Regions from separate parts of the Homo sapiens genome. Here region 2 is linked to region 1. A link is an interaction called in ENCODE POLR2A ChIA-PET data of the cell type or tissue named here. Cell type or tissue: Caco-2. All regions are shown on one strand. Each heading gives the region's core, and the rest is flanking DNA. Links, peaks and the distances in the headings are about the cores only.

Evidence for each region. ChIA-PET counts read pairs that join two places held together with the same protein. Peaks named below come from ENCODE experiments on the same cell type or tissue, not always from the same donor. Only the 100,000 strongest peaks of a DNase experiment are listed, where the experiment ranks them.
Region 2: POLR2A ChIA-PET joins it to region 1 with 5 read pairs; 2 of 35 experiments call an interaction of 5 or more read pairs at or near these places.

What each region holds. Positions count from the first base shown.
Region 1 is chr5:54,382,012-54,386,410 of GRCh38, reverse strand. All of the region lies in intron 1 of LINC01033 (long intergenic non-protein coding RNA 1033), which reads right to left. Among named protein-coding and RNA genes, the nearest start is that of LINC01033, 63 kb to the right of the region's middle. In Caco-2, for the core only: no CTCF peak of the experiment used is centred there; DNase peaks (open chromatin) are centred at 1,820 and 2,299.
Region 2 is chr5:54,438,237-54,442,635 of GRCh38, reverse strand. No RefSeq gene overlaps it. Among named protein-coding and RNA genes, the nearest start is that of HSPB3, 15 kb to the left of the region's middle. RefSeq lists enhancers at 1,816-1,875, 2,152-2,653. In Caco-2, for the core only: no CTCF peak of the experiment used is centred there; DNase peaks (open chromatin) are centred at 1,955 and 3,705.

The DNA.
Region 1 (4,399 bases), core at 145-4,144:
CAAAAACATTCAAACCATAGCAGGTACCATATGTATACTTTGTCTTGAGAGTCCTCACTTGCTTTTCAGAATTCAAAAATGGTCTCATTGTTTCTGTGAGTTCACTACCAAGTCCTTTGCACTTGGTCTGACAGTGAGTGACAGCAGAGGCATCTGGGGCTCTGAGATACTCCTCGCACAGCCAGCTTAAGAGCCAGAACTCTGCAGTTGCCTTAGCAACAGCTAAAGTTTCCTGTCCCAGGCTAAAAAGCGTGATATCTCTTCATTTGTAAAAAGTCTATTTTATTCTCTCAATCTGCCTGGGGCATAAATATGCCAGGAATGGAACCCTCAGGGTTGGATTTCCTGTTCTTGATTTTGAAATAGAAGGTAAAATACTCATAGAAGGAGGTAAAAAGGAGGCCTGCACATGTTCTTATACTTGATAGCAGGCTCAAATATTCTAATATAGCCAGAATCTGAGCTAGTCAAAGTCTTAAACTTGCAGACGATTTGATTTTAGACCCAGCATTTTTTTTAATTCATCACAGAGAGAAATAATTCAATGGTCTTCATTTTGCAGAAATGAAGAAACTCTCTATCCCAGCTCTTGCATTTGAGAACTCTAATAGAATTTTGAAAGGGAAAAAAAGTGAAACATCTTTAAATGACTACATATTTGATCATGCCTAATATATCTTAAGTATTATTGAAGAGCTCAGAATATTCTCCAAATGTGAGCTCATTCTAGCCTAAAACACTTAGGAAGCCCATCAGCCTTGAATTAGACAATAGAAATTCTCTCCATTTCAACTCTCTTCTCTAATTGAAGCTTCCGTTTAAGCCCAAAGAGTTGCAATTTCTTTGTCTCTCCCTCCAGGTTCTCCAGACCATCGCTTATCCCAAAGCCTACATTTCTGCCTGTCTGAGACACAGGTATATAAATAATATTTAATCTTTCTTCCTTCCCTTGACGTGTTGACTGAAAGCTGAAACAAAAGGCATTATAATGTTAAAAATGTAAAGTTAATTTCACCTTAGCCAAGTTTGAGGACAAATAGCCCCTGAAAACACTGACTTAGCACAAACCGATAATGAGTCTCAGAGTGGGTTACATGAGGCACGGTATTCATGTGTTCCATTACATAGAAAATGAGAGAAAGGGGTAATAAAGTAAAGGTGACATTCTCACAATTCTGATTGGTGCTCAGAGACATTGTACATAAGATAAAGCAACAGTCTGGTTAAGTTATATAGGGTAAAAGGTTAGCAAGTATGTGGGCATCTTAGGGTCTGGAGAGGGATGATTGATTTTATCCTGCCTTTATGCTATATCTGATAGATAGGGTTGTATTATAATTCGTACATATCAGTGAAATATTTGACAGACTGCAGCCTTGCTGGTGAGGGTTCAGCTTTAATTCATAGGCCTAGTTTCTATTGTCTATGTCCAATCTGCAGCCATCTTAGACCACTTTTAAATATATTTTTCTTTCAGATTTTCCTTTTTCTGAAGAGTTAAGTACCTAGCTTCTAACAAACATCCACCAGATTTTATTTTAGAACTTGGAGAATAACTGAATTTCTTGAAGCAACATGATTCACATACTTCTACCGTCCTATAAGTTCAAATCACTGGGGGTGGCCACCGCCCAAGTGGTTATATGCACCTAGGCTTGGCAGGAAGTCAGGCAAAAGAGAGCATTTGGTACTAAGTAAATCCAGCAGCCTCAACCCAATTGCAACATCCACATCAGGAGGTCAGACATGCTCCTGCCCATCCTTTGGTATCAAGGGAGGCAAAGTATAAAGACTAAAAAAAGTAAATAGTATGCTCTTTCATCTTTCCCCTAGCAGAGGATGGCGGGAGGTTCTGGCACGGTGGAGAATAACCTCAGAAGTGCACCAGCGGGCGGTAGCAACGGCCGCACTGAAGCAGGTTAAGCACCCTGAGAAAAGTGGTAACATCTAGAGCAGGCTCTGCTCCCTGGCCTCACACCTCCATCCTACTCTGAGATAAAAAAAACTCCTCATCAGTTATCTTTTGGGGCTTTATACATAATAGATGTCCAATAAAGAATTCAATGACATGAAGGATCCCACATTGAGGAAAGAGCAGAGAAAACATGGCTGTAGCCTTTGTGAAATTAAATAATTCAAACTTAAAATAATTCAAACTTAAAGCTGTTTGAAATTGAAGTTATCCTGAGCCTTGAGAGGAATGTGGCTATGCAGCTTAAGTCACATGGCATGCAGCTGCAACTTCTGCCTTTTTTATTTTCTGTAAATAATTAAGAACAAAGTTCCCCAGAGATAAGACTCCCTCAGCTCACTACTCTTCCTCTTGGAGTAATAAAGCAATCTTCCTTAGAATGTAGCAGTTCGTAACCAATCAAATCACTGTGATGTGTGTGTGCACTGGTCGTGTATGGAAAATGTTGCCATGCTGCTGAAATTTAACTTCTCTACTTTGGAATGCTTGTTGCATTCATTTGGAGTCAATGTCTCTGGGTGGCTATCCTCAAACTTTGCACTCGAATAAACTCTATACTTAATATATTTTTTGAATCTCATTATTTAAGGTTGACACCTTTAAGGAACTTCTAAGTTTGTTTCTGGCTTGTTTATTTCTCAACACATACACACCATGGTTGGAGTACCGGCAAGGAACTATTGGGAGGGAGGTTTGACTAATTCTAGGGAGTAGAAAGGACAGACTCAGTGAGAAAAGCTTCACAGAGGTGATGTGCAAATTGAGATTACAGGGAGGAGTACAAAATGGTTAGGTTGGACAAAGGAGCAGGAGAGGCATTCTACCCAAAAGAAACAGACCTAGCAAAGGCACAGAGACCTTGGGTTATTCCTCAGGGAATAGGGAAGGACTTTACGTACTGACAGGCCTAGAAAGAAAGGATTCAGCTGGACTGGGAAAGCTTTGATTACCAAAAAGCCAAGATGAAGAACTCAAATGTCTCAGGAAACACAGCAGAAAACAAAGTGGTGCTGTTGCATAACATGTGGAGAACATTAGCACATTGTTTAAGGGCAATGAGTTTAAATTTCAGAATACCAAACTAGTCAGTCAAATACTTCTGCAGACCATACAGCTTGCTTCCTTCTCCATTCATATAGGGGTACAGGCTCAGAAGATAAGGGGACCCTGACTTCTAGGATACAGATGGGGCATCAAGAGATGCCATATCTGGGCTGGGCACAGTGACTCACACCTGTAATCCCAGCACTTTGGGAGGCTGAGGTGGGTGAATAATTTGAGGTCAGGAGTTCAAGACCATCCTGGCCAACATGGTGAAACCTTGTCTCTACTAAAAATACAAAATTAGCCCAGGCATAACGGTGCACGCCTGTAATCCCAGCTACTTAGGAGGCTGAGGTGGGAGAATCAAACCCAGGAGGCGAAAGATGCAATGAGTTGAGATTGCACCACTGCACTCCAGCCTGAGTGACAGAGTAACACTCTGTCTCAAAATAAAAGAGATACCACATCAAAGTTAACAAGAACATGTCTGAATAGGGAAAACCATTCAGGCACCAACACAACCTATGCTGAGGCTGGGAGGCAACTAGCAGACTAAGGACCTCAGCGACTTTCAGATTCCATACAGCAAGCAACTGTGAAATCTAACATTCCTTATTCTTGAAAATCATAGCACACCAGGTGTATCACAGGGTGATGACCAATGTTCCCAAATCAAGTAGGAGGAGAGATTTAGCCCATCATTTTTTATCATAAACTTCAGATCCTTCTCCGTGATAACTTTTAAAATTTTCCTTTTTTTTTTCCATGATCTGTGTTGCTGTATTAGATCAGCCTCCAAAACCCTGATTTATAAGCTTATTAGTTATGTACATTAGTCAGTGTTTGTTGTGTAACAATCACCCCTTAAATCTCAGTGGCTTACAACAACAAATACGATCTTCTTGTCCTCAGATCTGTGTGTCAGCTGTGGTTCTGATGAGTTCCGTTGGACTTGGCTTCCCACAGTAGGTTGAGTTCAAGCCTTTTCTGAATGCTTCTTTAATCTGGGAGCGAGTCTCAAGAACCCATTTCTAATTGAGCATATTCTGGAGCCATTGCTTTCTGAGGCATGCTCTTCTGATGGCAGAGCATAGGAGCTCAATAGGCAAGTGAAACTTTTTTTTTTTTGATTTTTTTTTTTTTTTGGTTTTCTTTTTTTTTTTAAATTGATCATTCTTGGGTGTTTCTCCCAGAGGGGGATTCGGCAGGGCCACAGGACAATAGTGGAGGGAAGGTCAGCAGACAAACAAGTGAACAAAGGTCTCTGGTTCTCCTAGGCAGAGGACCCTGCGGCCTTCCGCAGTGTTTGTGTCCCTGGGTACTTGAGATTAGGGAGTGGTGATGACTCTTAACGAGCATGCTGCCTTCAAGCATCTGTTTAAC
Region 2 (4,399 bases), core at 195-4,194, 56 kb before region 1:
CTAAGACTTCCCTATCACACTAGAATTACCTTTATCAGCTGTGATCAAATGATATTTATTCTTTTTCTGCAATTTACTTTTAAGCCCTTTGGTGATATTAACATTACTTTTTAGTTGCTGAGCTACTAAGCTTGAGAAACTCAAGTCTGCTTTTTAACCTGAGGGAAATTCCAAGGAAATACTTGCTATGGCTTGCTCAGAAGTGGTTCTTGGGGCTTTAGGAGTTATTTTTCCACAACATAGTTTAACTGAGAGATCAGATAAGGACGTCAAGATAAAGAAAATGTAGAATTGGAGATACTAGGGCAGAGAGTAGAGGGAAGAACTGGCAATCAAAGGCAAAGGTAGGAGACAGGAGTCCTAATGAGTCTCCTAACACCGGGTAGATGACCAAAACCTCCATGAACCCCACTTCTCAGCTGGAAAATAGGGCAAGGGACTGAACTACATTTACAAAGTCCCTTCCAGGTTAAAAAAAAATGAAGAAAAAAGAAAAAATCCACTTGAGTATCATGTTAATTACACATAGCCTGCCAAAGTGTTCTCAAAAACATTATCATTTTATTCTGTGTGCACCCACTCCCCAGCCCCAGCAACTCCCTTTCCATTCATTTCATACCACCAGCCAGGGTTGCCTTTTCTCCAGCACTAAAGACTGGCAGAGGGGCAGGTGATTCAGAAGCACTTTGTTTTTTCTTTGAGACAGGGTCTCACTCTGTTACCCAGGGTGGAGCGCAGTGGCACAATCACAACTCACTGCAGCCTTGACCTCCTGGGGTCAGGTGATCCTCCTGCCTCAACCTTCCAAGTAGCTGGGACCACAGGTGTGTACCACCATGCCCGGCTAATTTTCTTTTTTATTATTTATAGAGACCAGGTCTCACTATGTTGCCCAGACTGGTCTCAAACTCCTGGGCTCAAGTAATCCTCCCTCCTTGTCCTCCCAAAGTGCTGGGATTATATAAATGAGCCACTATGCCTGGCCCATAAGCACATTTTTATCTGAGGACCCTGCCATCAGATATGAGGAGTTAATTAATTGGAGGGAAGGCATTTGTCCTTGGGATGTTATAAGGGAGATTCTTGTCATTTCCCCACACTCTTGAAAAACCCATCTTGTATGCCCCCTTGACTGAAAGCCTGATCCAATAGCACTATGGCCCTGGCATGCGGCCCCAACCCCTGTCCAGTGAGTGGACCCAGGGCGGACCCTTGACCGGAGATTTGGAATTGAGATTCTGAGACTTTAGGCCCTTATTGGGGCATGAATTAGGTGTGCATTAGGCCCTTTAACTGAGGTCTGCATGGAGTTCAGGCGGCTATTTCCTGCCATAGGAAGGCCAAAGCAGGGCAGACCACACCAGCCTTCATGTTGGCCTCACTGTCCTGGCTCTGTAGCGAGCAGCAGAAACAGGGCATCCCACAGCTTCGGGGAGAATAGTTGCCTTAGAACTAGGAATTGCCCAGAAACCAAAAAATTGCCAAGAGCCAATTCCCAAGCCATTATCTGCCCCTGTGCTCTGGGAAGTAACACTTATATCACTGGGATACAGTTCTGTTTATTTCTAAAGCTGGACTGAATAGGTTTCTGTTAGCCTTTAAAGAGCAAATACATACTGGCAGAAGAGCATGAAGAAATTTATTCTCGTGCTCAAACCCCAAAAAGCTCATGACTTGAAGTAATAACCCTCAAATAAAGACATTTCAGACACCAAGATGAGCTATTGGAAACATATTTTAGGGCTGAAGGGTCTTCTTGGGGTCCTTTAAGTCCACAGGCAGCTTCCTGTGCTATCTTCCTGGTTTCGGTGGGAATTCTAGAGGAACATGCTTGGGCAGGCTCTTTATGTCCTTTGCAAAGCAAACAGGAACTAAGATCTAAGATCTCATACATGAAAAGAAGTGAAACTCAAGGTGGTATTTTTATAGCCTAGACTTTGAAAAAGCTGTCTTTGGAGGCCCTTCTGGAGGAAGAATGAAGGCTCATGCAGCTGATGCAATCTGCTCCATGCTCACAGCCCATCTGCTATTCGGGGTTTTTGTTTTTTGATTTTTGCTTTCTTTGTCATTCCACTGTTTGAGATACGATCTCGCTCTGTTGCCCAGGGTGGAGTACAGAAGCACAGTCACTCCGTGCTACAGTAGCACAGAGGCTCACTGCAACCTCAAACTCCTGCGCTCAAGTGATCCTCATTCCTCAGCCTCCCAAAGAGCTAGGATTCACCACACCCGGCCCCATCTGCTGTTCAAGTCTCAATGACAGGTGGCCTTGCGTGATGATCAAGAACATAAGATACGGTCACCTGGGTTCAAATCCTGACTCCACTCTCAACCTGGACAAGTTACTGAATGCCCACCTCGCTGTGTTCTTTTAAGATCAAAAGAGACCATGTATGGAGTATCCAGTGGGTTCCAGACACTATTCTGCATAGTTTTACATGAAAATGAAAGCTAGCATGTATGCACGTAGAGTACCTTAGCTTATTGATCACAAGAGGAGTTAGAGAGACCACTAAGAAACTGGGGCTTGTGGGGTGTGGACACATGCACAACCCATGCGTGGTCCTACGATTCTAGTACCCAGGACCAGCAATGAAGGGAGTTAATTAAAATTCATTTTAGAAACTCACAACCTGCAACAATTTCTCAGTAACAATCAAATTAAAAACCCTAATGATGTGTTTACCACTACAGATGCTCCTCGACTTAGGGGTTATGTTCTGATAAACCCAGCATAACTTAGATATATCATAAGCCAAAAATGCGCTTAGTATATCTAACCTACCAAACATCATAGCTTAGCCTAGCCTAGCTTAAATGTGTTCAGAACACTTACATTAGCCTGCAGGTAAGCTAAATCAGCTAAATCAACACAAAGCCTATTTTATAGTAGAGTGTTAAATATCTCATGTAAGAATATCATACCACATATAGCTTGCCTGGGAAAAGATCAAAATTAAGCTGGGTATGGTGGCTGGAACTTGTAATCCCAGCTACTTGAGAGGCTAGGTCAGGAGGATTGCTTGAAGTAAGGAGTTTGAGATCAGCCTGAGCAACATAGTGAGACCCTATTTCTTTTTTATAAAAAGGAAAAAAACCCACAAAATTTAAAATATGGTTTCTACTAAATGTGTATCAATTTTGTACTATCATAAAGTCAAAAAATCGTAAGTTGAAGTTGAAAAATCATGAGTCTGGGACTGTCTGTATATGTGTCAGACAGGGGTCCTCACAGTGGAATATTCTGATGATGTATTTTTCTAAGCCCCAAAGCAAGATGTACTATCCAGTGGCAATCTCATTGGCTTTATAGATGGAAAGATGCAAAGTCAACAGGCATGTCTCCTACAGTGAAATATTATGTCCGAACGCTAGCACAGAGTAAACACTTAAGTGTTTATTTCTTTCCCTTCCTTCTACAAAACATTAACTTAACCGTGTCACCATCTAGGGTTGCAACAATCTAGCCATCTCTTAACTACCTCCTTGTGATAATATCTTGGTAGTTACAGCATGTGCTTTTATGAAATGTATTACCTTCATTTCTTACAACACTGTACAACACTTCTACTGACCTCTAGAGAACTATAGACTTTTATACTTTCCGACCTCTAGAGAACTATAGACTTTTAGACTTTACTGCCTTCAAGACTGCATCTTCCGCAACCAACTTATCCTTACAACTTCACCGCATGCCTCTTCCCCTTCCTACCTTCCCTGCAAACAAGCCTGTGTGCACACACTTGACCTTTACCTGCTGAGACTTTTTTCTAGATTTCCAAAAGGCCATCCCTTTCAAGCTTTCATGCGTTTGCATTTGCAGTTCCTTTTTCTGTATGGAAAATTCCTGTCAGACTATACTGTTTCCTCTTCTGAGAAGCCTTCCCCAACTCAATCAGATAGAGCTAATCACCTCACCCTCTATGCTTGCAAAATGCTTTTAGGTTATCCACAAAGCTGTTCTGTTCCAGGTCACTGTTCCTGACCTCTGAGGCAGGGACAGGATCTTATACCATCTTGGAAATAACTGCTTTCGAGGAGACTTGAATGTGTCAGTCATGTTCCCAGCAGGGAATACGGCATCTGCAAACTGAGAAATTGAAGAAGGGTTCAAAATATAGACTATTTACAAAGGTGGGCAGAATCTAGGAGAAACACAGGGATAATGCAGTGTCTCCAGGGCCAGCAAGAGCAGGGAGTTTTGGCCTGAAGAAGCCAAAGAGAGAAGGTAGCCACTTGAACCCATAGTAAGAAATATATATAGAGAGGGGTCCACATAGCAGGACCAGAAACCCTTTGCAGAGAGAAATAGACAACCCCCTGTGGACTGACAGGTGAGGAGTTGAGAATATACTCTGACCTCATGCTCTACCTGCTGCTTTCCATTGGCCAAGCCCAT